2 separate regions of the Homo sapiens genome follow, and region 2 is linked to region 1. A link is a loop called in an ENCODE intact Hi-C map of the cell type or tissue named here. Cell type or tissue: heart right ventricle. All regions are shown on one strand. Each heading gives the region's core, and the rest is flanking DNA. Links, peaks and the distances in the headings are about the cores only.

What was found. A loop is a pair of places that touch in the nucleus more often than their neighbours do. Peaks named below come from ENCODE experiments on the same cell type or tissue, not always from the same donor. Only the 100,000 strongest peaks of a DNase experiment are listed, where the experiment ranks them.
Region 2: a loop joins it to region 1, with 5 times the contacts of the local background. A loop is called at or near these places in 69 of 110 quality-filtered maps.

The regions. Positions count from the first base shown.
Region 1 is chr18:61,539,591-61,555,811 of GRCh38, reverse strand. CDH20 (cadherin 20) reads right to left here. Exons shown (of 12, transcript NM_031891.4): 10 at 10,668-10,785; 11 at 5,583-5,834; 12 at 33-1,622. The coding sequence ends at 1,117. Among named protein-coding and RNA genes, the nearest start is that of LINC01544, 200 kb to the left of the region's middle. RefSeq lists an enhancer at 1,219-1,726. In heart right ventricle, for the core only: a CTCF peak has its summit at 4,111; no DNase peak of the experiment used is centred there; H3K27ac peaks cover 361 bases.
Region 2 is chr18:62,119,367-62,135,587 of GRCh38, reverse strand. The region is part of intron 14 of PIGN (phosphatidylinositol glycan anchor biosynthesis class N); the gene reads left to right. Among named protein-coding and RNA genes, the nearest start is that of PIGN, 60 kb to the left of the region's middle. In heart right ventricle, for the core only: a CTCF peak has its summit at 4,073 (motif pointing right); a DNase peak (open chromatin) is centred at 4,083.

The DNA.
Region 1 (16,221 bases), core at 1-8,000:
CTGTTCAGCAATTAAACAAATTCACAATAGACTTTTCCTTCTATTTAACTTTTATTAAAAGAAGTGCTAAGGTACTGAGATGCAGTACATCATATTTATTACCAAAATTATTAACAAATATACAAAACTTGTACATGTAATTTTCTTACATCCATTTATTCTCTATAATACTGATTTTTGTTCAAGTAGGTTATCTACAGTATGTAAACATCCCTTGGATTGACCTCACACAGATTAGGAAAGCCCTCTAACCCATGCTTTTGTCAGATACTTCTTTTTTATTTGGCTTTCATTTGTAGCATCTAATCTCCACATTTGGCACATGGAAGAGACATCTACAGTGCAAAAGAGGCAGATTTTTCTGGTTTCATTCTGAACAATTTTGCAGGGGCACAGTTAAATAGCTGAGAGGAGACACGAGCACTCTAACTTGATGGCGTTGGATGAGCTGTAATGCCAACATCTCTTGGTTCAGCCACTAAACTTGAGCATAAAGTCAATGTCTCTTCCTTCACCCACCCTCCCACCCATCCACCCCCATGCAAGGCTGATTCAGTCTTAACCTTGTCTCAAAAGGGTTACGGGAAATTCCATCCATCCCAGAACAAGTAGGTTAATTTCACTGAGTAACAAGTTTTTTGTTCTTTCTTGTGGGTTGGTTTCTGTGGTTTGAGCCAGCAAAACTCTTAAATGGAGAATAAGATAAGATAAAAAACAGATACGAGAGTAGAACTTTCTGCTTTCAATTGGCATCTCTGTATCCAAGGCCAGAGCCTTTCTGTGGTGGAAAAGTGACAAAGGCCTTAGCGAATGGCAGAGAAAAGCCACCCTTGTCAGAACACCTTGGACTCCAAGCCTTCGCACACAGTGTCAGAAAAATCAAAAAGAAAAGAAAAAAAGGTAATTAAAGATTCTGCCCTCTTCCTTCTGGGTTTCCTTTTGCTTATTTAACTTAATCTACCCAAGTAAAGCTGATCCAGAGAGAGCTCTGTTCGCCTGCTCACCCCCATTCTCACTCTCCAGCACAGTATTGCTCGTGTGGTTGGCTGCACCTTGTCCGCGAAGCACCCGCGGAGAACGTCTGGATTTGGACGCGCGCCTGCCTCCTGGCTTCCGTCACCACAGCGGCGCGGGTCCCTCCGACGCCCCGTAGAGCTCGGCCAGCTTCCGGAAGCGGGGCCCCCAGTCCGTCAGGAAGTCGAAGCTCTGTTCCGAGTCCGACGTGGCCGACTGCAGGGAGCTCAGCGACCCCGCCACAGAGCCGTCCCCCTCGAACATATACGTCTGGAGGGAGTCGAAGGGCGGTGCCCACAGGTCCATGTCGGCCTCGTAGAGCTTGGCCAGCACGTAGCTGTGGACAGTGCTGTTCACTGCGCACGTCTGAGGCACGTAGCGGGAGAGGCTCTCGATCTCGGGCAGCATGTCCTGCCGCGTCTTGGGGGCGGCCCCCGCCTGCGCCTCCCGGGGGTTCCACATGGCCGCGATGTCGAAGGCCTCGGTGTCCTCCTCGCCGCCGCCCTCGTCGTCGTAGCGGACGATGTTCTCGTGGATGTTTTCCTCGTCGTCGATGATGTATGGTTGTTTCCGGTGCCGCCTCATGGACAAAATGAGCAACACCAGCACTGCCAGGAACAAAAAGGAGAGTGTGTTTACCGAGGAGATGTGGCTGTGTGTGCGGTGACTAGAAGTAGTCTTGATTCACCACGGATAGGGGAAGGGCTACCGAGTGGAGGGCTCAGAGATAGCTTTTGGATATCTGAAACCTCGGGGAGTTCTAATTTAAGTCCACTTTGTCCTCTTTCTGTAAGTCAGGTTGTGGACAATGAAGCCCTGTATTTCTTCAAATGGTTTAATTAGAAAAAGTTGCCTATAGTCGCTTACCATCAGCTTGCTGTTTTGAAATTGTGTGTCTACACCTAACACCCAATTTAAAATCCCACTAACAAAGCACAAAGGCCTGCTATGGACCAACATACTCTAAGGACCAGATCACGTGCTCTGTTTATATGATGAAAAATATACATTTATCCTCTTATAATGTGAAAGTCTTATTATGTAGGTGGAATTCTGCTTCCGTATATTAGCATCTTAATAGGATTCTACTCTGTATATAATCATATCTTAATATGCATAGAGACACACATACTAAGTGTGCACCAAAGTTGTAGTCTTTTTATACCTCTAAAAAACAACAGAACATAAGTGATCCCTGGGGTCCAATAAACTCAGGTTCCTCAGAGAAGCCTTTCATTAAAGAGGTGGTTGTGGCTTTCTGGACCCAAGGGTATTTATGGAAGGCAGAGAATGAGCAGTGGCCTTTTATATAATTCATCATGTTATCAAAGAAACACCACACTGTTAGATGTGCCCTTGCAGGTTTGGATAAAATTTTATCCCAACAAATGCATTTTTCCCCCCTAGAATGTGTTCGCTGGGGTTTAAAGGAGAGATAGAGATAATCCCATTGAGCTATTTATCTCTCTGAAAACGTTTTCCAGGAAGAGTGTTGAGGTTTTAGCTGTAGAACTGCTATTGATTTTTTTTTTTTCTGGTGTGCTTTGTTATAGCTGGTGAACAGTGACAGTTTGACAGCACTGCAAAATAAGACCCCAGTTTATCCAAGGGGAGAAAGTGGAGTACATTCATACATGCAGTAAAAGATTACCGACTAATAAAACTCACAACAATGATTTAAAAATTTTTTTGAATGTAGATGTGCTTTTTTATCAATTGCAATTAATGACATTAATACGTAATATTTTCCCAGATAGCTTTGGTGACAAAACATACACAGGAAACGATGATACGCTCATGTGTATTTTCCCTGTGTGCAAAAATACGAGGCGTGGACTGAAAGGAGGGTGGGATTCCTAGAGAAAAAGAGACTAATAGGACTCTAAGGAAGCGTGGGCTTGAATCGAGCCTGAAAGGTTGGAGTGTGATTTGGATTGATGCAGGTTGGAGACGTGAGATTCGAAGTGAGCATGCTGTGTTTGCAGGATTCAGTAAAGTTATTAAACCCAAGTATTTTTAATCCTCTATGCTAAGCAATGGGGAAACAATATTGAGTGTGACATGGATTCTGCTCTTGTGAGCTTGTAATCTAAGGAGATTATGGATGCTGATAATTAATGCAAGTCAGACAGTGATAAGGGCTGTTAGAGCCACAAGTGTCACTGGGAGAGTACAGAGGCAGGGCCAGTGAATTTTACCTGGGAGACTGGGTAGGGCTTCACAGAGGTGACCTTGAAGTGGTAGGGGCGGTATTTTGGATAACGCTAGGAAGCAAAATTGGAAGTCTTTTGAATACCTTGCTGGAGAGAATTCTGATGGTCATGGAGAATTAGGCCGTTTATATAGAACTAGTCCGTCTTTTGAAAAATAAAGACAGCTACATGTCTTTTTTTTTTTAAGGTAATCTAATTAGGTAAATAACAAATATTACATAACAAATATTACATGATGCCCTGAAAATCAGATTTTGAGGAAAATGGTCTTATTCAGCTGAAAGGCTTCTCTGACAGAAGAGAATTAGTTCTAGGGATGGTTTATTCTTCGTGTACTATAGGCACGGTGCGTAGAGCTTATGAGATTTTCTAGGCACTAGATACATATATGAGACATGAAAAAAAAAAACCCAGGAAGTCAGAATTAATTTATTTAGTTGTCTATAAAATATAGTATTTTGTTGACAAATGCAAGTCAAATCTTAAAGTTTGATGAATTATTTTTAATGTGGGATGTGTACTCTTAGAAGTAAGGGTACTTAAAACTGTGAGGATTTTATGACAGCTCTGCTCAATTTAGCTCCTGAAAACTGTTTACTTTTTCTGTACGGTTTAAAAGACAAGACATCATCGTGGGTGGGAAGGGATAAGATAAATTGTCCCTTGCACACCATTTTTAACTTGAGAGCCTCTCCAAGCCAGTCTCTTTAAATCAGTATTTCTGTAATGATGGCTTTTTGTGGGCCAGGGCGAACTTTTAACTTCGACATTTTCCAAAGATAGAAGTAAGGACAGCCAGTCTGGAAATTCCTCCCAGGAACAAGTTTCTTCAAAGGCCTCTTACAGGTCATCCACTTCTGTGCTAAAGGACTCCCAATGCCACCTTATGGAAACTCAAGGAATTGCAGGGAGGTTTTACTTGTCAATGCAGTCAGGGACCAGAAACCGTAACAATTTTCTCTTGACACAGGGATCCAAGAACTTAGAAAGGTTACTTATTTATACTCTTCCTCTCTTTACGTAGGACTGAACTAAAACAACAAAATTAAACCACATGTTGTATTTTTAAATGTATTTTGAGAAGCACATTGCACGGACCTACCTAGAAAATCAAGTGTTGACATTTTACACAGGAACTTCTTTCTTTGGTCTGTCTCTTGGTATAGAGGTGAACTTGGGATCAAGGGTGTATGTGAATATCTGTACCTCTATTCTAATTTCAATCCTCAGGGCTTTTTCCCTCAGAAAACTCGGACTTCTTTTGTATTGAATAATACTAGTATCTACTAAATCTGTTTTTCTCTAAGCATGATATATATGCTATAGATTAGTTCAATAAGAAGAGCAAGGATATATGTACAGATACTTTCTTTTTTGCAAGAGTTGGTTTAGGTGTTTTTATTTCACTGTTTTTGAGTGTGGAATTAGAAAAGAATTGCAAGGATGGCCTTACATACCAGGGAGTTGGGGAGCCACCTTGCAGTATGACTTGAGAGGAAGAAGGAAGGGTTCCTTACCCCAGTAGTGTTCTGCCACTGCTAGCCTGTTATGTCCTTATTTCTTCAGCAGAGGCAAACTGACCCTGTTTAGTCACTGTTCCTGGTTAGATGGCCATGGTGCCTAGGAGGTGTACTAATCACCCCAAACAGCTTATTCTCCAGAAATCTGTGTGGTTCACACCATCACTTCCTTCAGCTCTCTGCTCAAAGGTCTTATCAGTAAGGGATTCCCTGACTACCCTGTTTGAAGTGGCGTCTATCCCTGTCACTTTTCCAACCAGGATACCTTATCCCTCTTCCCTTCCTGTAATACCACCTCCAGAATCGGGATGAGCATTTAGGAGAAAGGCAGTGCCTTTGAGCCACAGGGGTGCCCAGTGTATATAGCCTGCCTGCATTTCAGCCCTGGCTGTGCCTCTGACTTTGGTTTTGAGCCTGTCACTTACCCGTTTGTGACTTAGCTACTACTTAAATGAAGGGGTTAGAAGAGGTGATCATCAAATCCTGTCTAAATTGTAATTTTGATTCTATGATGTCAAAATGAACCTGCTTTGTTCTGAAGTAAACTCAGGAAGGCCAGGACTTGTCTGTTTTATTAATCCTAGCACCTTGTGTGGTGCCCCAGCTCATAGTAGATACTTTATAAGTATATGTGCTTTGATCTTGCCACAGACACCTCGAAGAAGGGACTGTCCTCAATTTCTTTACTGTTTTTTGTGCAGCCTCACTCTACCACCTTTTGAGTAAGCAAGGTGTGGAAGACCAGTTCTGAATAGCTGTGTCAGGAAGGTAATGAACAAATGTCTGAGTGCGCACTGGCAGGACTCCACAGAAGGGAAAGCAGCCCCTTACTCACCTAAGAGGACAAAGATGCAGGCGAGGATGGCAATGAGGGCGCCCCGGCTCAAACTGACTGGGAGCATGTAGGCCTCTGGGCTGCAGGACATGACGTGGCCGTCGTCATCACAGCTGCACACTTGGATGGTCAGTGTGCCTGTGCTGCTCAGCACGGGCTGCCCGCTATCTGCTATCAGGATAGGCAGGTGAAAGACACTCTGCTCCTGCTGCCGGAAACCAGACCTCCTGGTTAGAATCCGTGCTGTGTTATCTGAAAGAAGGAGGGGTTCCAGGATTGGAAAAGGGAAGGTGAATTAATTTCTTGGATTGAGGAAAGCAAGGGGGCAGGGGCAGGGTGTAGGAAGGAAAGAGGATAGTCAGATATTCCCTGGTAGTGGTCAACCATGGCGGGTTTGCCTGGATCAGCATTTGGATTCAGAAACCATGCTTTTTGCTTGCTTTTAGGCAAAACCCTGAGGCCTAAGAAGAGAAAGCCTCTTTTTTTTTTGAGTCTGTCTTATCCTTTGTGACATAAAGTGCCCAAGGCAAACTGTCAGACTTCAGATCTAACAAAAATGTCCCTGGGAAAGCTTGACAGAAAAGAACAATCACTGGTGACTTGTGGTCACTGTTTGTTCCTGCTCAGCAGCTTGCCAAGGCCCCAGTGCTGCTTTGCGCCTCCAGGAAAAGAATGCTGAGGAGCCTGTGTGACTGTGGCAGATTACTTATTTTTGCCGCTTTGTCTGGAATTCACGTCTTTTACTATTTTCTTTTATGCTTCTGAAATGCAGTCACCAACTCCTGTGTTTCCTAAAGAACCTGCTCATTTAGTAGAAGCTTCTTTGAAATCCCCTAATCATATGACACACCTTGTTATTTCTCCTGGGTTGGTGGTCTCACTTTAAGCAGTTAAAATGAACTTGGTGAAACTTTGTTACTGATCAATACTAGAAATCTTTCCTCCAGTTTTAAAGGGGATTAGTCAAATTATTAGATATTTTCTACAAAGTTGGGATGTGTATGTGTGTGTGTTTACATTTATATTCACATATTGTGTTGTGGGAGTTTTCATTTTTAAAATCTACATTCTCAAGTTTCCTGGTGTAGGTTTGAATTCTAAAGTAGATATACTTTTGCAAAGCTCAGATTATTTTCAGCAGAGGAAAAATTTGAGAGATGTAGTAGGACATGCAAGAAGTGATTCTCAAAGCTAATACCACCAACACAGAGGTCCCATGGATGTGTTTCATATTTCATAGGAAAGAGTCTAGAACATCACAAAAAATTTTGAGAGCCTAACCTAAGAAAACATTATTAGTGATTATCAATATTTCTGGTTCTTCTTCCCATTTTGGACATAATAAAGGATTACACTTTTCTATCCTCTTAAATGTGGGTATGTCTGTGTGATTTGCTTTAGTTGATGAGCAATAGTGATTTGTGTTACTTCTAGGCAGAAGTCTGTATGAGCTGGTGTGTAAGTCTCCATGCTCTTTCCTTGCTGTAGTTACTGAGAAAGAACCACAGGGTGTGAGATGCAGAGCGGGGCGGCCTGGGACGCTGAGCTCAGACCCACAGCAGGCTGTATGTGAGCAAGAAATTAACTGTAGTTGTGCTAAGCCACTGAGATTTTTGTGGTAGTTGTTCCCATAGCATAATCTGGGCTATTCTGAGTAACACATTACCCCTTAATTAACTTTTCTTCCTCCACTCTGCTTTTTATGCTAACAGCTATTGTTACTAAAGGCTCATGTGCCATGTACCTGGACTTTGCATGCAGTATCTCACTCAATCTTCACAATTTGGACATAGTAATAATCTTACTCGTTTTCAGAAATAGAAGTAAGGCCTAGAGTGATTTTATTATTTGTTTGAAGCCACTAACCTAGTTAGTAGCAGAGCTGGGATTTGAACTCTGGTCTCTCTGGCTCCAAAACATGTACATGTTCCATTGTGCTACATAACTGCTTATTTAGTTTAGTAATATTAACTGTCAAAAAAAATTCAGATAAGCATAACCTCTTCCTGCTTTGATACAGGCTACTTCTTATTTTCTTCCCAATGGAGAAAGGATGCCAACCTGAGGATTATATTCATATTTCCACCTACCAAACAACCCGTGCACCTTTCTGTGTTCCAGACTTAATAGCTAAATACTATCAATTCCACTTTGTAGTTTTAATTGCTTGTTTTTTCAGAAAGCAGGTTTTTCTCTAATCAGAACTTTTTTTTTATTTTTTTGGTTTAATCCAGGTGAGGTCATGAGACTTTTAGAAAGTCTGACTAGAGCCGAAATTCATAAAAGTATTATACCTACGATATATATGTTTCTTGATCTAAGAATTATTTAAGATTAAAGAAAAATATCAGAGCATCACATTGCTGAGTCCAGTGCTGGAAGGGGCCTGGCATATAGTAGCCACTTGGAAAATTTTTGTTGAATGTGATAATGAGGACTTTAGTAACTTATTTGGAAACAGCATTTTTTTCTGAGGTGACACAGAACACTGTGTGTGTGGGGCGGGGGTGTAGTGGGGGGGCATGGTAAAACAGGACTCAATTTCTAATCCCAGTTTTAATGCTTATTCAGCTTATTGACTCTGGTCTTGGGCCATTTGCTTACTTTCCTCATCTATCAGATGGGACAATAAGAATCAGAGGGATTAATAACTTCCTTAAAGCCTCACAGAATTATTGTAAATATCAAATAAGGTATGGGAAAATACTTTGAAACTGTAAAGTACTATATACACATAATTCTTTTCATAATGTTTTGGGGCTGAAAAGTAAAAAAAGGCTTTACTGGAGATAGTGCCCTGTTGTGTTCATAAAAGGACATCATGTTTCAGGCACAGGAACAGAGGTAGTTGACAGTAGATCTGCCCTATATTAGTCAGTTTTTGTTGTGGTGGCTTTTTTTAGAGACAGGATCTTACTCTGTCACCCAGTCTGGAGTACAGTGGTCTGATCATAGCTCACTGCAGCCTTGAACTCCTGGGCTCAAATGATCCTCCCACCTTAGCCTCCCAAGTAGCTGGGACTACAGGTGCATGCCACCATGTCTGGCTACTTAAAAAAAATTGTTAGGGATGGGGTCTTGGTGTGTTGCTCAGGCTGATCTCAAACTCCTGGCCTCAGGTGACCCTCCTGTCCCAGGCTCCCAACTAGCTGTGACTACAGGTGTGTGCCACCATGCCTGGCTAATTTTTAAAATATGTTTTTCAGAGATAGGGTCTTGCTGTGTTGCCCAGGCTGGTCTTGAACTCTTGGTATCAAGCAGTTCTCCTGCCTCAGCCTCCCAAAGTGTTGGAGTAACAGGCATGAGCCACTGTGCCTAGACTTGTTCAGTTTTAAAATGAGCCCCAGTAAAGGATACTCGTGAGATAAATTGTCATTTGGAGATTAAGAGTTCATGCTTTCTGTTGAAGATGTGCTGACTTCTGTTTTGGGAAACCTTCCAAGAGATGAGTCACGTCTTACTATAGTCATCCAGTGCCGGTGGCCCATCTTTTTAAGGAATTGGTTCCATAAATTGGTGCCCAAAGTCCTCTTTAAGAAATTTGCAGCATTTTGCTGCATTTTGTTTCACTCATTAGAATGATAGCTTAGCTGAACAGTTGAAGAAAAAATATAATGTGTTACAATGTGTTATTTTCCCTCCCCAGGGTTGCCTTTGTAAAGCCAATCCTAGGTTGAAAGCACTTTTTGCGGGAATAGTTTCCCTATGAAGCAGATAAATGAATAGTTCAAAATTTTGACCCAATAAAAACTTCAGGATATTTAATTGAAGTATTTCTGCCTTTATAATTCATATTACCATTCCTTCCAGAATTATTATAGTATTTTTATGGTGACATGTAGGAGGTTGAAGGGATGACTTAGAAGAATGCTTTGCCATTTAGAAGAAAACAGGTTTGAGAATCTCAAGTTTTACAGCAGAAAACTGTCATGTGGGGTTGAAGTAATACTTTTAATCTCAAATAATTGATGTTTGAAACTAAAACCAGGCGTGCCTAACCTAATCATGACTTTTTGTTACCCTTTGCTTAGATTTTTACAAAGCGGCAATTAATATTTTAGAATCGGAATGAAAATGACGCTACTGCAGTCTCAAGAAGTGATGACCTTCCCAGGGTCAGCTGGCTAGCTGGCAGCAGAGTTAACAACAGATGAGGTTCATTTGACAGTTTAACTTATTTTTTCCATTGCCCTGACCTTTTTTTTTCTTTTGAAGCAAATCATCTGGCTACAGAACAAAAGTCCTTCCTTTTCCCATCTGTGCCCAAAGAAGAGTGTGCTGGGTCTATGAGCCCCTTAGCTGGTCTGAATGCTTGTTGGAAAAAAGGGGCCTAGAATTCTGTTCCATCAAAGCTATAGCGGGGAGCAGTTTATGGATAGGGAACCCTACCTGAAAGTATTTCTCTAAATCATTCTAAAGTAATAAAGCTGTTTCAGTGCCAAAACTGTGTTTATGGTCCTGTATTTGCTCTTTGTTATCTCTATTATCCTTTGTCTCCTTATTGTTTGGAGAGCTTTTTACTGTTTCCTGCTTTGATCTCTGCCTAGAAATGTGCCCCCAGGGGTTTTTTATTTTATTGTATTTTATTTTTTATCCTAGATCACTTTCTATCTTTCTCAGATTTTTCCCGTTGTTACAGAACATATGAACAGGGCTGCTACCAGTGGGAATGAAGGATTTTGCCTCTGTGCTTTGCAGTGTTTCTGGCACGGGACAGGCACTCAGTAAACATCTGCCGACTTACTGACTGAATGAGTTTTAGAGTTGGCAAAGGGTTCTCTGTGTTTGTTGTTCTGAAACAAAACTTTAAAAGACACTGTGAGGCTGGGCACGGTGGCTCATGTCTGTAATACTAGCACTTTGGGAGGCTGAGATGGGAGGACTGCTTGAAGCCAAGAGTTCAAGACCAACCTGGCCAACATAGACCCCATCTCAAAAAAAAAAAAAAAAATACACTGAATTATTAACATCCTCCCTGCTGGTATGGAACAGGTAGCCTTTGACACTGTTTGCATAAGACAGTAACCCAAAGTAGCTGGCCTATGCTGTAGAAAAGCACAGATAGCCAACCATCCACCTGATTACCTTGGTTGTCCCTTATGGTAAAGTTGGGGTTGTTAGCAGCCTCAGGAGCCAAGCTGTAGTAGAAATGCTGACCATTGCGTGGGTCATCTTGGTCCACCGCACTCACTGTCTGGATCAGCTGAGGGAGGGACATGAAATCAGGTGAGTTGGAGCCAAAGGAAAAAGCACCAGGGCCCAGTTAAATCCCAAACCCGGAAACGCGATGGTGGGATGTTTTACCTTATGAGAAGGATATCATTGGTATGGGAGAGGGGCAGGGAAATGCTGGGTAGAGAAGGGCAGGGTTCCTGGTGAGGGCTCCATCCTCTGGCCTGTGCCCACGGATCTAAGTGAGAATAGGAACTCCTGTTTTTGGGCCCAAATGTTGCATTTTCCAAGACCACTCTGGCCCACCACGCCCCCCATTCTGTACCCATATGAACTTGAGACCTTAGCGGGCACAGACACAAGCAGCTGGATGTTGAGAGGAGAAGAGGAGCACACCAGCAGACACTGGCAGACTAGCGATGGTGGAATGATGCGGATGCCAAGGGAAGTTCAGCCCGGGACAGTTGGAGAAGAATCTGGCCACTGGGAAGCCCGAATCCGGGGGAAGATCACCTTCCCACTCCATCCCCCGCTTCTGGCTTCCCATCCATTTAACTAAGAACCACCTTCACCACTCAATAAACGTTGCACTCAGCCTTCCAGCCCATGTGTGATCTGATTTTTCCAGTTCACTGGGCAAGAACTCAGGCTGTCACACTGGCCCTGTGTCCTTGTGATAAGGCAGAGGGTCTATTGAGCTAATACAAGCCGTCTGCAGAAGGCGTAGCTGAGAGTGAGCACACTGTAACACACGCCCACTTGGGCTTCAGGAGTCCTAGACGCTGCCTTTGGGCCAGAGCCCAAAAGCGCTCCCCATGGCTTCTGCACCTGCCCGTCTGCATGCTTCCCCTAGGGGTTTGAGCAGCAGGGCACACCCCTGTTCTGCAAGGGGGATAAGGGAACTCTCCCGTTCCATGTGAAACTTCCCTGCACAGTCTCCATGCCATCACACACCTTGGGATTTAATTTTGCTTTAGGGTTGGGCTTGAGTATGTTAGTAGGCATAGGATAAATGTTACCTAAATACTTCAGATGTTAGACATCAAAATAACATATATTCTTCCACCACGGCCAGCCGTTTCTAGGCAGTCTAAAAAATAAGAGACTTTGAGTTAAAGGGCTCGGGTGCCACAAAGTCCTGCTTGACCCCATATTTTCTTCTCACCTCATCTACTTAACCTCATCACTGGCCCAATATTTCAGGGCTAAATTGCTGTCTTTAAGAAGCCCCTATTTAAGAATGACCATGACCTGAAGAGAAGTGAGTGACCCATTGGCATTGGCCATGTCAGGTTAACAGAAAACAGACATGAGGGAATGGGTCACAGAGAGTCACATTTTGTTGGCAGGAGGGAGAGCTAGCAAAGATAGCACAGGATCCCCAGAGTAGAAATGCAGAACAGACAAGAGTCAGAAGCAGAACTCTGGAGTGGGGAGAGCAGGAGGTCAGGTGGCTTCCTCTTGGACTCACTGGCCACGTTTTGCCTTTTCCATAATGTTTTTCAAAGGAGTAAGTTGCATGAAGTCTGTGGAGACCATGATGTAAAAGCTATTAAAGAAATCTGTGTGAAACAGACGACTGGAACAGGAGCTGGCAGGCTGAGGGGGTTACAGAAGAGGCATTGAACGGCAGCCTCCTTCATATGTGTTTCCTCTTCTACCAAGCAACAGCACAGACTATTCCTACCCATCTTGGGCCCAGCCCTGTAGACTTGCCAATCCTGCTGTTTAAAAGCCAGCTGTGCTTCTACCACCATAGGAACCAGGACATCAAAGGTCAGTTTGAGGTCCCAGCTGGGCTTGCTTAGTTTGTATTTCTTCATCTGTAAATTAGGGGAGCTAAAGCTAACTCTCACAATATGCTGAAGATTAAATAACTGGGGGTGGTGGTAGGGGGAGCTCCCATCGGGGCCTTTTGGACACTGTGTTGCTCAGATCCCCCTTCAATGAAGGATTTTTCCCCGTCACCTACCAGTCCCTTTAGGGATTGCCAATTGCAGAGAGCCACCTACCCACTCCTATGGTTTGCATATTTGACCCCACCAAATCTCATGTTGAAATCTGATCCCCATTGTTGGAGGTGGGGCCTGGTGGGAGGTGTTGGGGTCATCCAGGTGGATCCCTCATGAATGTTTTGGTGCAGTCGTCCTGGTGATGAGTTGAGTTCTTACTCTCTTTGTTCCTGTGATAGCTGATTGTTAAAAAGAGCCTGGCACCTTCCCCTCCTGCCTTGCTTCCTCTCACCATGTGATCTGCACATGTTGGCTTCCTTCCCCCTTCCTCCATGCATGGAAGCAGCTTGAGGCCCTCCCTAGATGCAGATGCTGGCACCATGCTTCTTGTACAGCCTGTAGAACCATGAGCCAAATGAACCTCTTTTCTTTATAAATTACCCAGCCTCAGGTAATCCTTTATAGCAATACAAACCGACTGAGACACCCATGGTCACCACATCCTTCCAGGGCGACATCCAGTGACTAATTAATGTGATAGTATACGGGTCTGGCTATCCCATCTCAACTTGGGGAAACTCTAGTTCTGGAACTCTCTGAGAAGTCAGCTAAGGCAGTTAGTCTGCATGGCAGCTGGACTTCTTTTGCCCAGTCCTGCTTCCTTCACTTCCCTCCCACAGGTGCTGGCCCCAAGGGCCCTCCTTAATAAACACCTTATACTGGAACTCCATCTCAGGGTATGCCTCCTGGAGACCCCAACTATTGAACCTGAAAGTAGGGGGAATGGAGTTCCCAGGAAGGTGAGGGCCAGGAGACTAATGGAGATAAACTTGCTCACAGCCAATCCTAGTATCAGTGCTGCTCACACTCCAGGATTACCCTCCTGTCCTATCCTGCCTGGAGACAGAGCCGGCACTTTTCAGCTTGCTTGTAGTGCCAAACACATAGAGAGGTAACATATTTCTTGAGGCATGTTACACATAGGTGATTCTACGTAATTTGATAAACATAGTTGGGAAAGTCGTTTCAGAATATCTGGCCTGCGTATTGTGTATATATTGGTGAGACTGGGGCCTGAGGCACAGAGCTGGTTGCTTACAGGGCTTTAAAGCATGAGTGAGTGAAGATACAAATCGCTAAGTCTGGGTTGGGAGCGCATGGCCCGCTCTCCTGCTCTCTGTTCTCCCAGCAGGTCAGATTTCTTCCTCAGCCCCACTTGTCGTGCAATATTCTGCTCAGCTGGTTTCATTCCGCCCTTGTCCATCACCAAGTATGTTATCTGATTTCTTTATGGGCTTCCTTCAAGGCTGCTTACTAAGAGGGAAGCATGTGTCTGGACTTGTCAGATGTGAAGCTGAGGACAGTATCCAACAAGTAAACACAAGGAGGCCCGATACTTTATAAACCAGATGTATCTCTGAGCTGTATGCTTTTGAAAAATCTTCAAAACATTTCCCAGAGCCCAAATCAAAGGTTAATATTTTCAGTATCTTGGCCTAAAGGTGACAAATGGGACAGACTGAACTTGAAGTGAAAGATCTGTACTTCAGATCACTGTATAACAAACTATTAAAAGATGCATTTAGAAATGGGGACTATGTTTGTTTGATTACAAAAACAGGAGAGATAGTTGAAATGTTCTTCACTTGTTAGAATGCAACCTCTCCTACTCTGAAGCCCTTTATTTTGGGGGGAAGGAGGTTTAATTTACTCTGCTACTTATCACCCTCTTTGTATTATAGATTAAAATTAGCTTATTTTATCATAACAAAATATTCATATAATTTTATAACAAGTTTATATTACATATATATAAATTTTATAATATAAAACAAAAATTATTAAAATAAAGACCCAAACCTCCTCACTTAAACTCAACTACCTTAGCACAGTAATTATACTATTTTTGCATCTTCCCTCTCGATCATTGTTCACTTGCAGTCATAATTTTACATGACTGCAAGCATGTAGGTGTAGTTTTTATACCTCCCTTCTTTACTTATAATAACATGGATCGTTTCTTGGGCTGTAAATTCTGCATTATAACTTTTATTGGCTGCATAACATTTCAGGTCTTAGTAGACTAGAAATTCACTAGATGTGGAAAGAGAATTATCCTAGACTTGTTGAAAAGAATCTTTTAGGAGGGCTATAGACCATTGCACCAAATTTCAAGGATTGTTAGATAAATTTAGATCAGAATCGTGATGGAACATCTTTCTTCCCCTGAGGGACATAAATCACTTTTTGCTTTGGCTGAGTAAATGGTAAAGATGTGTCGTCGAGTCCATCTTTGGTGAGTTCAGAGAGCTAACATAAGTTTTGGTTATGCAGACCTAGTCTCTCTGTGCAGCAAGATGCTGGAGGTACTACTCCCAGGGAGTGAGAGAAGTGAAGTGATATGGTTTGGCTGTGTCCCCACCCAAATCTCATCTTGAATTATAGCTCCCATAATTCCCACATGTTGTGGGAGGGACCTAATGGGAGATAATTGAATTGCGGGGGCAGTTTCCCCCATACTGTTTTCATGGTAGTGAATAAGTCTCACAAGATCTGATAGTTTTATAAGGGGTTTCCCTTTTCACTTGGCTCTTAGTCTGTCTTGCCTGCTGCCATGTAAGATGTGCCTTTCGCCTTCCACCGTGATTGTGAGGCCTCCCCAGCCACGTGGAACTGTGAGTCCATTAACCTTCTTTTTCTTTATAAATTACTCAGTCTTGGGTATGTCTTTATCAGCAGCATGAAAATGGACTAATACATGAAGGCAAAGTTAGATTACAGTCAGGGGCCAGAATTACCAATGCATGAGTCCCTGCCTTATCAATATGCGCTTCCCCAGCTTTCATGTTAAAACCATTCCAGCCCATTGATCCAGCACCAGCATCCACAGGACCACAGGATATACTGGGGTGGGGAAGGGCAGTAGATGAGGACTATTAGGGGATCTGTAGGGTTGCTGGGTCATACACAGGGGAGGAAAGCATCTTACAAAAGCAGGAGCAGAATGGAGGAGATGGACAGATTATAGGGCAGGCAACAGCCTGACATGCATTGCTACATGGGCACTCCAAATGGAGTTCCAGATGTTTCTTAATTACACCACTTAGAATTTGATCAACTAAATATTCAGTTAGGTTTAAGGGCATACTTAAAAAATACACAAATATGTCTCTGAAGATTATGGAGGTATATTTCAAATAAGTAGACCTTTATCCTTTTGGATTACTTTCCTCTCAAAACTTACCTGACATGAGCAGCACTAAGAAAATGGATGTTTTAATTGAGGAAGGAGAGAAGGTAGGTCATTCTAGGTGGCAGCATTCTGAGATAGGCCAGGGAGTCCCTAAATAAGGTACTTCTTGCCAGAAGTTAAGAAAGGGAGGTGGAAAGATATAGAAAATAAACTTGTCCTACTGCAAGATATTTTGAGGAATTGGTACCACACTCGGGAAAAGAGTAGCTTTTTCCTCCTTTTCCTGGTCTTCCTGGTCTCTCACTTCCAGGCCTCAGAGCAG
Region 2 (16,221 bases), core at 4,000-11,999, 580 kb before region 1:
GCTAGTTAGGGAAGGACTCTTCGTCAAGGGTTCAGGTGCACACTGCTACCCCTTTTTCCACGTGGCATGGTAACTGATCATAGACTTCCCCTATTTTGATGTTCAGTGTCTGCCTGCACATACATATTCAAAGCCACTGTGTCCTCTGGGGGTCTGGCGGGATGGCTGATTCCCATGTACTGGTTCACCCACTCTAGAGCATAGTGACCAGCCCTGCCTGTAGACCTGTCTGGCTAAAAATCACCACTTGCTAAAAGCCTGCAATATGGTCAAAAAAATCTAAGATAACATGAGAAATGGACTCTTGAGGTCATATGAAATTCAAGGAACAGAACCAAACCTAAAAACATTAAAATTCTCAGAAATATTTAAGAAACTATTGCATCCATAAAACAAAAGCAGCATTAACTTTGCAAAATGTAGAAAGGTACTAGATGCATTAAAAATAACTTCTACATTTAATAAGAAAATAAATATTTCATAAGAATGCAACAAAAAACTTAAAGATAAGTTGTATAAGAATGGTCCAAATGAGAGGCAGATCCTCCAAATTAGAATAGGAAGTGAGTGGACCTCAAACTAAATGAAATGAATTTTAAGTAGTAGATGGATTGAGTAAGAAGCTGGAGGAAATTAAGGACATGATGTATACATAGAAAGCATACATTTCTTCATCCGCCCGCCCATCAAAAAAAACAATGACAATCAGAAACTTAAGGGAGAAAGAAACATTTCAAACTTTACAAGAAAGCATGCTTCAAATATAAAGCACCCTCAGATGTGGCATGATTTTGAACAGTTGCTAGGAGTGTGAGAAAGGGAATTCATTTGAACATTGTCATGTGGATCAAGGCTTTAAAGAAATAGATGAGAAAATCTAATTGTAGCATAAAACTTTGTTTTTCAGTGGACAGTATTTAAATAGTCATGTGATATAAGTATTGGTTTTCAGCTTTTAGAGTCAATCCTTGGACAAAGCAGGGAAGAATGAATTATGATTACAGAATAGAATGCAAATGTTAGCAGCCTTGAAAATGTACAAGTGCAGTTAACAGGTTGGAAGGCAGAGAGGGAAGGAAATGTACATGGAATAGTAGCGGTGCTATTGTCTTCATGAAATAGAATATGGAGAATTTTATCTTTAGTTGAATTCGTCAGAGGTTTAGGTATTAGTTTTTGTTTTGTTTTGTTTTGTTTGAGACTGACTCTCGTTCTGTTGCTCAGGCTGGAGTGCAGTGGCGCAATCTTGGCTCACTGCAACCTCTGCCTCCTGGGTTCAAGCAATTCTCCTGCCTCAGTCTCCTGAGTAGCTGGGCTTACAAGCACGCCACCACGCCCAGCTAATTTTTGTGTTTTTAGTAGAGATGGGGTTTCACCATGTTGGCTAGGCTGGTCTCGAACTCCTGACCTCGTGATCCACCCACCTCGGCCTCCCAAAGTGCTGGGATTACAGGCATGAGCCACCACGCCCAGCCTTAGGTATTAGATTATGAAAGTAACCAAGGTCACCAAAAGAGGAGGTAAAAATGTGATATAGCCAAATTGAGTGGGGAGGAAAGCCAGAGACAACAAGGGGTCAACAAAAAGTACCCCCAGTCATCAAGTCAAGAAAAAGTAAGAAGAACATGTTTTTTAAAAATGTAGGCAAGTACCGGAATAACTAAAAACAAACACATGTAAAAGTTTTTGGTCTGGGTTGGTGAACTGAGAAATGAAAAAGAGTTATTATGCCCTTGTGTAGTGTTTGATTTTTAAAAAATATGTGCATATATTGCTTTGATAAAACTTATTTTTAAAAGTATGTTTATCAAAATAAATAGATATTCTAATCATTGGCACAAATTCAGTAGAATATGTAATTGGAAAAGGATACTATTCATAATAGAAATAAAATACCCAGCAATAAAATAATGAGAAATGTATATTGTAAAGAAAACTGTCAAATTTTATTAAGGACATAACAGGCAATATAAACAAACAAATGTTGGATAATACTGTTCAATACTGTAAAAATGTCGGTCCTCTCCAAATTACTTACTGAATATGGTATTATAACAAAAGGATTTTTGTATAACTCAAAAACATAATTTTAAAATTTATATCAAAAATAAATTCTCAAGAATAGCTTAATTAGTTTTGAGAAAGAAGAACAAGATAAGAGATTTGCTCTGCTAGATAACAGAACACATTCTAAAGCTATTATAACTCTAAAAAATGTAGTATTGATGCAGGCCAAACATATAGATTTAGTGGAACTGATTCGTGAGTACATAAAGAGATAAGATTCACTTGTCTACAACGTGCACCTTGACTTATGATGGGGTTACATCCCTAAGTTGCAAATAATGTAAGTGCAAAATGGATTTAATACACCTAACCTACTGAACATCATAGCTTAGTCTAGCCTACCTTTAATGTGCTGAGAACACTTAACATTAGCCTACAGTTGGTCAGAATCATCTAACATAAAGCCGACTGTATAATAAAGTATTGAATATCTCATGTAATTTATTGAATACTGCATTGAAAGTGAAGAACAAAATGATTGTGTGGGTACTCAAAGTATGCTTTCTACTGAATGCATATCACTTCCATGTTAGCTGAAAAATCCTAAGTCAAACTCTCATAAGTTTGGGACAATCTGTATATGGGATTTGGTTTTGACTGAAGGTAGTGTTTCAAATCAGTAGGAGAAAGATTTGTACTAAGAAAATTGACCATTTGGAAAAAATAAGGCTAGCTCTTGTAACCTCATTTCATTCACAAAACTAAATTCTACATTGATTAAAGAACTGAATATTTAAAAATAAGTAAAAGTGTGAGGTCTATAAAATATAAAATTTAACAGTCATATGGAAAAGATATTAGCTAGCATCATAATCAGAATTTTATTTTATCATTTTTTTTTAATAGAGATGGGATCTCCCTATGTTGCCCAAGCTTATCTTGAACTCCTGGGCTCAAGCGGTCTGCCTGCCTTGGCCTCCCAAAGTGCTGGGATTGCAGGTGTGAGCTACTGTGCCTGACTGTAATCAGAATTTATTAATTATATCAGTTACATAAAATTGGAAAATATACCAGAACCAGGTGGAATACTAAATTGAAAATTATTTTTTAATCATTTAGGGAGATGTGAACCACAGAAATTATTTGTTAAATTATTTTTAAGAGTATTTAGTTTCACTCATTAAAAATTTCATTCCCCCTTGAGGTATTTTGAAATAGAATATTTAAGGGCATTGACTAAATGTTAGCTCTGCATTACAAGTCTTTAATGTTTGGTGTTATCAGAAAAAACAGTTATCACCATTTACTGAGTACCATCGACCCTTTATTTCTTTAGTCCAGTGGGTTTTTTTCACATTAACATCATATATTTCTTTTTAATCACTTTTATATATGCACATAATGTCAGCATGTCTTCTTAGAAACTATATCAAGTAAATGTGGGCCTATAAACATAAAAGATCAAAGAGTACTGTTGTCACACATGCTTTTAGCAAAAAAGATAACCCAGGTTCTTTTCACAAACTATTGTGTAATAAAGTCTTTCCTTTTGTATAAGCATCATTTTTTTTTGTTCTTAGAAATATATTGTTCACTTGTCTGTTCTTAACTTGAGAAAATTCATCTAGGACATTGGCATCTGAAAATTCATAGTATCAAAATTTTCGTGACATGATTAATTTCACCAGCATTATTAGATTTTAGTTTAATGGTATCTTCACCATTTTTCCATTATCTTGTTCAGTCTTTTCTAGCATAGTTATGAGTAATTGGTGAATAATAAAATAATTCCTAGGGTAATGAAATAGCAAATGTTTCAGGACGTAGGAAAAATAAAATTGCCAAGATTCTTTATCTTAGGCTTGTAAAAGGGTCTAACAGGGCCATGTGGTAATTGCATATCCTATTTTTTTGCAAAAATAAATAAATTTTCTCTTTGATATTTTAAAGACCTCTAAAAAGAATAAAAGTCATAAAACATCCATTCTGATAAAGAGAACTGCTAAAAAACAAACACCTGAAGCTAAAATTGGGTCTGGCAGACCCTGGTGATGGTATGCTGAAGGATGACCAGCAGGTGGAGCTACATGACCAGGAGAGGCATAAAAGGATCACCCATCTGTAAAAGGAGGAAAAACACTTTATGTTTAAAATTGTATACTTTAGAGGCTGGAGTAAGACAAGAAATAATTTAAAAGAAAAAATGCCACAGAATAAGAAGAAAGCAAAAAAGATCTCTTCAGAGATATCTTAGGGGGAAGAATACGGAATTGGGAAGGGGATATATACCTTGCCAATAGAAGCAAAAATATTTGTTACTTTTTTATTTGAAAATTATTATATAAATTTGATAAACAAAGAAATTTTAACAAAAAACTGTATTTTCTACTAAAATGGCAACAGTATTTGGTTTCTCTTATAAAATTTGTTTCTTTTAGCTGATAAAGGCCCTTCCCTTAGACCCAACTTAAATACTAGCTTGTATGTGAACCTTTCTACCAGTTTACCTATCTGATTTACTAATTATTTGTAAGAAACATAATTTTCTGCTTCAAAACTGAAATTTATCTTTAAAAAAAACTTCTGTGCATCACATACCTACATAGAAAAATATTATTCATTTATTCACTTATGACATGAAGGGTGATACGATTCTATATCATTGGTCATGCTAAAGGAATGAAAATTATTCTAGAAATAACTTTTTATCCTGCTTTCTCTGTCTTTATACTCTTAAAATATTTTTCCCTTTAAATAGACATTCTAAAAAGGAATAGACAAGTATTACTAAAATATTAGGTCATGTGTAGATGAAAGCAAAAAAAATTTGTAACAAAAATCAGAGTAAGAAAGGGCAGCATTTTAGGAGATCTTGTCCTCTAAACACTAGCTGACCCTGAATAATTGATAAAATTCTTGGTAATCCTAAAATGTGGTTTACCTTATTCTATAGTATTAAGTAACCATTAAAAAAATGAATAGTAACAATTACAGCAAAGTAATGTGCACAGATTAAGACAACTCATTTCTCTCTTTTTTTTTAACTTAAACATGACATGTTTATAGATTCTTTAAAACTTGATATTTTCAATAAAAACAATTTAGTCAATAAAGGAAATTTTTCCTCACAAATTACTATGTAGAATGTTGTATTTCAAACATGTTGCTTTTTAAGTTAATACTTCATTAGTTTATCCATATCTGTAACTATGCATAGATTAAAGGGAAAATGAACAACAAATAGTAAAACCATCACTTTTCCTTGTGGGCAATCTGAATTTGGGCAGTTGATAGGAAGATATATTAGTTTTCTAGGGTTGCCATAACAAACTACCACAACCTACATGGCTTAGCATAACAGAAATACATTCTTTCACAGTTCTAGAGACTAAAGTCCAAAATTAAGGCTAGGAGTCCAAAAGCAAGGTGTCACCAGAACCATGCTCCCTCCAAAGGCTTAGAGTAGAATCTTCCCTTGCCTCTACCTAGCTTCTGGGGGCTGCAAGCAATCCTCGGTTTCCTTGGCTTGTAGCTTTATCATTCTACTCTCTATCTCTGTCATCAGTGGTCTTCTTCCTTGTGTCTCTGTCTCCAGATCTCCCTCTCAAGGACACCAGTCACTAGATTTAAGGTTCACCCTAATTTAGTATTAATGTGCTTTAGCTTGATGATGTCTACAAAGACACTATTTCAAAATCAGGTCACATTCCCAGATACCAGGGGTTAGGACCTTTTTGGGGGACACAATTTAACTCTCAACAGAAATTAATAGTTTACATTTGTCATCATTTCAGCCATTGCAGAGTAATTATCTTACAATGCTTCATTGATTTACTTAACCAGTATTTATTGTTTTCCTACTGTGTCCCAGGCACTATACTGATGTTGGAAAAGATAGACGTAGTGCCTGCCCTTGTTGGACACAAAGTCTAATGGGAACATATAGACAGTATAGCAAATGATACAGCATGATAAGGGATAATTCAATGTATTATGAGTGACTGTTTTTGTAAGAACAGTTGAGGAGCACCAAACCCACAGATGAGGGATGCAAATTTATAGGAAGTTAAATAAGACAACTTCAGTGAAGGCAGTGTTGGAAAGAGAACTTTTGATTTGTTGATACCTCAGAGAGCAGCTGAGATGGAGACGCAAGAAGTCTTCAGCTCAACGCACTTCTGAGGTAGTAACAGCCAATATACTAGCTTTCATTAACTTGACACTAATTGCTATGGGCTGCAGTGGGTCTGAGACAGCTAAGAATGTGGACTTAAGGTGGGAAAGTATGGCAGTGATGTGCTAACAAGAGACTCAGCTCTCTGAGAGAGGGAAAGACTCCCATTAATAGCCTTTGCCAATTTCATTGGTATAAATACGCTCACTATGATCAATCTCAAGCTACCAAGGATGATGCGACTAGAGAAAGGGAAGAGTTGTACACCATCTGCTCTCGGGAGCTGGTGTGAGCAGCCCTCAGCACGCCACTGAGGGAGGGAGAGAAGGGAGTAAGGAATTGAGGCAAGGGGAGAGAAAGCCAGGTGTTGAGAGCTAATAGAAAGTGCTTTCCAATATTGGCTTTGCATTGTCCTTGGAAGGGAATTTTGCAGGGAGTGAGTGGGGAGATCTGCATTTCCAATGAAACATCGTTGTATACTTATATTTTAATATTTCTTTATGATGACTTCTTATTTTGAAGCCAAATAGAAGAAACTTAATAGTTTATTTTTGCCTTACATTTTTCATGTTAAATATATTAAAGAAAATGTATTTTAGCTAAGGGACAGTAGATGCAAATGTAATAATAAAATATTATAGCCCTCTAGAAATAATGGGCTTATAGAATTTAATGAATATTTTAAACATTTTATTAAAATATTTTAATGACTCAAAACCCACTTTTGTAATGTGAAAACAAAGGATAATTTTTTCCTCATATCAACCTAAATGAACTCTTCTACCTTTTTTTCTTTTCTTTTTTTTCTTGATCTCTGTGGCTGCATGTGAGTATCCAGCTGTGCCCTGAGCTAACACTGTTACCTATGCAGTGATTCTGGAGTTGGGTAGCTTTTCCCCCTGATCTCTTATGGACCCCATCTGTTCTAAAGTTCCTTGTTTAAATGTAAAATACCTTCCGTGGCCTAGTGGTTTTAATTATGTTACTAGCTCTGTGGTCTGATCATTTAGGAGTTTCTTTGGCATTCCTCCTGGCTGGCTTCCAGCCATTTCTTTGTTTATACTTTTTACCACAAGCAAATCTCATCATCTCCAAAGATGATATCTCTGAAAGTCCTCAGTTTGTCACACCAGTCACAAGTATCTGAAAAGAGGGGAAGAAAATAATCAAATCCTTTTCCCCAAGTTTGAAATTCAGGAATTTTATATATTTTTTTGGTAATGTCATGAATAGTATAGTGATTTTTAAATGTATAGTTGTTTTATATATGATATTTTTAAATTCAGGAATAATTCTTGTGGGAATTATAAGATGTTTTTGACATTATAAAAGTGGGAATAAAAAATATTTTAGAAGATAAATATCCTAAACCAAGAGTTAGAAAATTTCATAAGGATTTTTCATAAGTTTGTTGGTATGTTTTCCATGTGTAGTTTCCCATGCATTTTCTTGTTGGGAAAATAGCACCATGTATTTTTAATTGCCATTTCCATCATCAGTCCTATCTTCTCCTTCCGCTATTATGTATGTTTATTATGGCCTGGATAATTGGAGTAAGAAAAATGCCACAGGATATAGGTCCCAGCTACTCAGGAGGCTGATATGGGAGGATCACTTGAGCCAAGGAGATCAAGGCTCCAGCGAACCTCAGTCACACCACTGCGTTCCAGTCTGGGTGAAGAAGCAATACCTTGTCTCAAAAAACAAAACAAAAAAAAAACACACAAAAAAACCAGACTGTTGCAGTTGTTCAAGCAAATGATAAGGTCTTGCACCATTGCTTTCCTCATGACTACCCGCTCACAGTTATTATGTACTTAGTGTATGCAAGGCACTGTTTTAAATAATTTATCAGTGTTCGCTCATTTAATTCTTAAAACAGCCTGATATGGCGGGTACTGTTATTACAGATACTTCGGCTGCAGTGGTTTGACTTAGGATTTTTCGACTTTATGATGGTGTGAAAGCTATACGCATTCAATAGAAACCATACTTCAGCAACAGTATTCAATAAATTACATGAGATATTCAGCACTTTAGTATAAAACAAGCTTTGTGTTAGATAATTTTGTCAAACTGTAGCCTGATGTAAATATTCTGAGTACATTTAAGATAGGCTAGGTTAAGCTATGATGTTTGGTTGGTTAGATGTAAATGGAAATTGACTTAAGATATTTTCAACTTATGGTGGGTTTATTGGGATGTAGCATTATCTTAAGTTGAGGAGCACCTGTATCTCATTTTCACATGAGGAAACTGAATCAGAATGATACTTCCCCCAAGTAACAGAATTAGTAAACATTGAAGCTAGGATGGAACCCAGGCAGTCTGGCACAGAATCTATCACTAACCAGGGTAAGATTTATCCTTCCCAGTGTCCTCCTTGAGAAATACTGCTTTAAGATTGACAAGATAGGAATGGAAGGAAGTTAGGGGTTTAAGGTACAATGGAAGTTGAATCATTAAGGTACAATGGAAGTTGAATCATTCAACAATTAAGTTGAACGGATGTTGGACATATATTATGATTTACTAAACTGCTGCTCATAGGATGAGGGTCAAGTTCAGTTGTGGATCTGCTGAGTTTGAGCTGTCTGTAGAACAGCATCATGGTGTGACTGTATAGACAATCGGAAATCTGAATCTAAAGCTCAGGAGCAGGAATCAAGCTCTAAATATAGATTTTGGAAATTATCCATACCCTAGTATTAATTGATGCTGTGAGGCTGGGTGAAATCCCTCAGTTAAGGATACTAGAGGCTGGAATATTGGGCAAGGACAGAGGGAAAGCGTAGGAAGTGCTAATATTGTTTTTCCCTATTTTTACATTTTGTAAAATAGATTTTCAATACATGATGAAACTGGGATGCAGAGACTTTAAAAAGTTCACATGAAGCTTTTAAGCACATATAAGCATTTCATTACAGTGATTTTTATGTTCCTTGATCATAGTTTACACTAGTTCTTTTGCTCCAGCCTAATAAATCACTCAGCACCTGTAATATAAAATGATATTTTCTGTGGTAAAATTTTAGAAAAATGACATAAACTTGTCAGTTTGCAAACACTATAGTGTTTACCATGAATTCATGACATCAATATTTAGTTTATCTGGCAGAATGTAGAAAAATGTATTAATCACTAGAAAGTATGATAATTATTATTTAAATGTTATATATGTTGAAAGAATCTTAGGACAAACAGGTGAAGTCTTATGGTATTTTGTGATATATATAATAATATTTTTGAAACTGCTTTTGTTTGTTAATAAAAATAGAAATTGCATGGAGAAATTGCTTGGCCAAAAATAGATACAATGACTGATCCAGATACTCTTGTTTTCAGATTTTTTTCTCATGCTGTTTTAATTGTAAACTGTTATACAATTGGGTTACTAAAACCCTTGATGGGTTCTAGTAATCACCAACTAGTAAGTCATAAAACTTTTGTAACTTACTGTATTTCAGAATTGTTATTCAGATTTTCCAAATTATTCTTTGTGAGTTATGTATGATGTCATGAAAACACTGATTTTTGTGTTTTTCATTCGTATTTTAAAATATTTAGTTATTCTAGTTTTATAACTTTAACATCCCATTTTAAAGCAAGACTTAAAAAAGTTTTTTCGTAATAGAATATACACCAAACACAACCTTAGTATTTATCAAAGAAAAACAAATTCAAGTTAGACATACTTTTTTCCATTTTTGAAATTAGCAAAAAAGATTTTTATATGATTATGTTGCTAAATGGACACAAAATGCTGTTGTAGTATACACGTATATAATCACTCTTTTGGAGAGTAAATTCCACACTGTAAAGAACCTTAAAGTATTTAAAATCTTTAACCAAGCAGTTCCATCGTGTGATACAGAACTTCAGGAAGTGAATGTGAAAAAGTCTTTGCCCCAAGGTATTCATCCTAGGATTGCTTATAATCAAAAAAATGGAAAGCCACATAATTGAACAATAATAACATGTCTACTAGAAAGACTATGCAACCATTAAATGTTCTGTTTTCAGATTCTAATATGTCTTAGAATAATGTTTATAATATAATCATCAACAAAATGCAACTTACAAAGTTACACATTTGGTATGATTACAACTACATTAAAAATTCGTGTGTGTGTGTGTGTTTATACACATATATACAAACGTGTATATTTATATACACATATGTACAAACGTGTATATTTATATACACATATGTACAAACGTGTATATTTATATACACATATGTACAAACATGTATATACACATATGTACAAACGTGTATATTTATATACACATATGTACAAACGTGTATATATACATGTATGTACAAACATGTATATTTATATACATGTATGTACAAATTGTATATTTATATATAAAGGGAATTTAATGAAAAATGCTAACATTAGTAAGATATGTGCTCTGGCAGTGATTTTTATTTTTTACTCATGCTTTTTTTGTATTTAACTATTAAAAATAATTACATGTTTTTTGACGAGAAAAATATTTTTAAAAGAGAAGTATTTCTATAGTTTATAGTTTTCTGAAATAGGTTTACATAAAGGCACATAATGAGACATAAAGTTTTTTAGCAAAGAAAAATAGGCAAAATGTAAAATAAATTTTGCCTGTTTTCCCATGCACACACATTGAAAGGAAACACAACAAAAATTTCAAAGCATGTTGGAGAAGGCCCTAAGGCATATGATGTCTGGTATTTGAAGAAGTGCAGGAAAGAGCAAAAGAGAGGAATGGGCAGGGGCCATATCTCTCCTCATAGGCAGGTTTAGCATTTTTACTTTGTCCTCAAAGTAGTGGATTTTAAGGCATGGTTAGATTTGCATTTTACGCATATCATTCACAGGTACCTGTGAGTTGTGGGAAGCAGGTTTTCCTCCACTTTAGAGATAATAAACCTGAAACTCCCAAGTCCTTAGTTACCTTGCTAGTGAGATTTACAGCTAAAACTTGAATCTAGACAGTCTCTCTCCTAATCTGGTATCTTTTTTTGCCATTCCTTCTGCCTCAAATGATATGTAATTTAGTACCTTTATGTTTTTAAAGGGAATACCATCAGATCTTTTGGTAAATTAGTAAATTTAGTGAAATTTGGTAAGTATTCTTTTAAGCAGATTTAGATCACATGTATAGTTCAGTAATATAGTAAATAATGGTATTTCTGTGGAATGCTTGGTCTACTAATGTTGCTGTGGTTTATTTAATCATTTTTCTCAAAATCTGATCTTAATGGCAGCTCATTATATAGACATAGTCAGTTTTTATTGTTAAGAAGTTATTCCATTTCTGAATAAGGAGTTGTCAGGGAGGTAAGCCAACAAGTTTAGTGTCATAACACCTTTGTGAAAATTTGAGTGTTTCAGTCTCTCTATATGATGCTTCATGCATTAGGGCTCATAATTAGTTCATAAAAGTAGAATTTTGAGAAACCTTTTCTATACAGTTTTGTCTCACTTTTTTTTTTTCATTTTTATAGTCACAGAAGATATAATGAGTTATAATATGTGATAAAATTAGTGGATCTTCTTCTTCTCTGGCCTTCCAAGTTTCCTATTGTCTGCATTCCAGTATCCTTTCCTATTCTTCATTATGCTAACTAGTTTTCCTAACATAGGAACCAAACATTCAGTTAATATTTTAGATGCCCCTTACTATTCAAACTCTCCCTTAATATCTAAAATTCAAAAACTGAATAGATGTGGATAATACCATATTTTCTTGTTAAACTAACTTGGTATCAGACTCTTATTATCTTAATTCAAAAGGTGAAATGAATTGGATATTCATTGTACAACTGCTTTCTAATATCTTTCAGTTTCCTCACTCTTATTTTCATCCTGATTTTAGGAAGAAAAATCATCCTGATTTGGTCTATGGAATAAATGGTAATATTCTTTGAAAGTTCTTATCAGCAAATTAATATCATGATAGCTTTTTTTCAGCCATTTAGTTCTTAATGTGCCTTCTTTTTCACTCAAGACATGGTTTGTTTTTTCTCATCAGTAGACAGTATGTTTTTATTATCCTCATTTTCCATCATCTTGTAGGCATTTAAGTGCAGATTTGATCACTTATGTAACTTTTCAGCAATTATTAAGGCTTTAAGAATTTTTTTCTATTATAGTCTTTCATTTTTTTAAATTTCATTTTTAGAAAGAGGGTCTTACGCTGTTGCCCAGGCTGCAGTATAGTGGCCCAGTCATGGCTCACTGGAGCCTTGACTTCCTGGGCTCAAGCTGTCCTCCTGCCTCAGCCTTCTGAGTAGCTAGGACAACAGGTGAGCAACACCATGCTTGGCTAATGTTGCCAAGGCTAGTCTCGAGCTCCTGGCCTCAAGCAATCCTCCTGTCTTGGCCTCCCAAAGTACTAAGTGCCTGAGTCACTGCACCCAGCCTCTATTATGGTCATTTTTGTTAATCAAAAATTTACATTCCATTGCTGGCTTATTCTTTATAAGGGCATGAGAGTTAATTAACGCTGCAAATATCCCAGAGACTTTATAGATGAATAATTTATCATTATTATACTATATTATATCTAAAACTTGTATTATTTTGGAAAAAGAGGAAAGATAGGTCTAGAGGGAACTGGAAGGAATCTAAACTCTTTGGTGTCAATGTTTAAACTGCTTTCTTGAAAAGAAAACATATTCTCTGAACAAAGATTCTTGTACCAAGTAAATCAATTTACTTTTCACAAGTAAGAGTAACTAATCAGGGTCTTTTTTATTAGCATCTGAGAACATATTTTCATTCCAGAAGTCTTCTCTTCACCATATTAAATTATGTAGTTCCTTCATCCTTTCCTTAGGGAAAGTTAATTTTCAACCCTGTATTTGATCTTGCTGCTATTCTGAATCCACTCCAGATGTCCTTGTCGCTGTTTGTGCTATCAACCTAGAAGCAAGGAAGTGCTAGGCATTTGCATTCATTAAGAGGGAACTGATAAAAATTTGCTATTGGATTCTGAATATTATAAAAAAAATATTAATTGAAATAAAAATAATATAAGGAAGTTAAGTAGAAATTTAGCTTATATGAGTAATCTAGGAATTTTAGTTTGAAAATTTTCTTTGTAAAATTGATACATTACATACATATTTTAGGGGTACATGATACATTCATATAATCAAATCAGGGAAATTTGGATGTCCATTACCTTAAATAGTTATCTTTTCTGTACACCAGGATCTTTTTAATTATTCTGTTCCAGCTATTTTGAAATGTATAATATATTAATGTTAACCATAGTCATCCTACTGCTCTATTGAACACCAGCTCTTATTTCTTCTATCAAACTGTGTTATTTATACCCATTAATCCACCTCTCTTCATTGCCTTCTCCCCTCTACTTTTCTAACCTCTGGTAACCACCAGTCTACTCTCTACTCCCTGTGTACTGTTGGTGGGAATGTAAATTAGTACAACCACCATGGAAGACAGTTTGGAGGTTCCTCAAAAAACTAAATATAGAACTACCATATGATCCAACAATTCCACTACTAGGTATATATATCTAAAAGAAAGGAAATCAATATATTGAAGAGATAATCTGCACTCCCGTGTTTATTGCAGTACTACTTACAGTAGCTAAAATATGGAATCAATCTAAGTGCCCATCAGTAGATTAAGGGATAAAGAAAATATGGTATATATACATGATGCAATGTTATTCATTCATAAAAAAGGAATGAAATCCTGTCACTGGCAGCAACATGAGTGGAACTGGAGATCATTATGTTAAGTGAAATAAGAGCGACACGGAAAGACAAATTTTACATGTTCTCACTCATATGTGGGAGCTAAAAAAAATAGATAGGAAATGTTCTTACCATCCATTCAGATAAATAGAATTCCCTGCAAAAGGTTGTGCCCTTAAGAAGTAGAAACTTTTCTGCATCATGGAATAATTTATGTGTTAATTCATGTATAACAATAAAATATTCAATATTTATTGAATAATATTCAATAGATTATCAGCTTTTAGTGATAAAAATGTGTAAAGTGCTTGGATTTATTGCCTGAATAAGGTTTAGAATGGGAATTTTTTTACCTCTGTGGTTTGATGGGTGAATTCTGAGGTCTGGGCACAGGAATTGTGGTGCCAACTCTTTATGTGACTTACTAGAACAACTTTTCCTAAGACTAAAATGACACTGCTGGCTGCTATTGTAGCCTTTTCTTCTTCAGAAATATCCCTGGCTTTCTATTGTGCCTTACATCATCTCTCAGCATTACCTTAGTCTTTGCATTCTAGTGTGTCATTGGCAAATGCCCTTGCCAATGCCCTCACCCTATCTTAAGACTTTTGCCTTAAAGTCAATGCCTGGACTTATATTAGTATAATGACAGCAGCATTGTTTATATTTGTGTGTTATGTCTTTTCTCATATCCTTTCACTTTTAACATTTTGATGTTCTTATATTTAAGGTATGTCTTCTGTAAGTAGCACATAATTGACTTTGTTGTTTGTTTTTTTATCCAGTATTCTACTTTTTTTCTTTTAGTTGGTGTTTTCGGACCATTTATACTTACTATAATAACTGATATATTTAGGTTTGTTTTCAATTTATCCCATCTGTTTTATGTTCCTTTTTCTGTTTTATTTTGTTTTTTTGTAGGATTAATTAAGTATTTTAAATTATTTTAATTTTCCAGCCCTCCCCTGCCCACATATTGGCTTGTTATTTATACATCCTTTTCATGGTCATGTTAAAGATTATGACAAGCATTTTGGGCACATTATTAGTTTAATATAAATTAAATTAATGTAAATTAACTTTAAATAACTTTCATACCTTTGATGTTATTGTTATATATTTTAATTATAAGTATATTGCTACATTTCAACTTTTTGCCTTGTATTATCAACATTTATTTAGATTTACTCATATATTCACTGTGCCTTTTGCTCTTCATTCCTTTCCACATTTCTGTATTTCTTGTCTATGATATGACATTTCTTTTCAAGGGTATTTGCCAGTGAAAGACATTTTTCTGTTGTTATTTGTTTGAAAATTCATTATTTTACCTTAACTTTTCAAACATCTTTTCAAGTGAAATTCTAGATTGTCAGTTATTTTCTTTCAGAAACTTAAGGATGTCATTCCATCATTCCTGTTCAGTGACCAACTGTTTTAATGTCATTTGTTTGAAGGCAATTTGTCCCCTTCCCCTTCCCCTTCCCCCAGCTGCTTTTAAGATTTTCTCTTTGACTGGTTTTCAGCAGTTTTACTGCCTGTCCATATACATGGTTTTCTTTGTACTTATTTTGCTTGGGGTTTGTAGATGTTCTTAAATCTGTGGATTAGTATCTTTCATTAGTTTTGTAAAGTTCTTGGCCTTTATCTTATCAGATATTGCTTCTGCCATATTCCATCTCTCCCTCTCTGGTATTCCAATTACATTCATATTAGACCTGTTTCATCATGACTCGCATTCTATTTCTATAATCTTTTTAGTATTTTTCTGTCTTTTTGCTCTTCAAGCTTCAGGCAAGGTATTTTCTTTTCTTTTTTCTTTTTCTTTCTTTCTTTCTTTTTTTTTTTTGAGACAGAGTCTCACTCTGTTGCCCAGGCTGGAGTGCAGTGTCACGATCTTGGCTCACTGCAACCTCTGCCTCTCAGGTTCAAGCAATTCTCCTGCCTCAACCTCCTGAGTAGCTGGGTTTAAAGGCATGCATCACCACACCCGGCTAAGTTTTGTACTTTTAGTAGAGACTGGGTTTCACCATGTTGGCCAGGCTGGTCTCAAACTCCTGACCTCAAGTGATCTGCCCACCTTGGCCTCCCAAAGTGTTGGGATTACAGGCGTGAGCCATCGCACCCAGCCCAGGCAAGGTATTTTCTACTGATTCTGTCATGAGTTACACCAGATTTATCTTCTGTTGTGTCTAGATTGCTGTTATTGAGTTCTTAATTTCACTTGTTAAATGTTTTTAAATTCTAGAACTTCCATTTTGATTTTTAAAAAAATAGATTCTGTTCTTTGTTACAACTTTCTGTCTTGTCTTCTTGACATATTAAC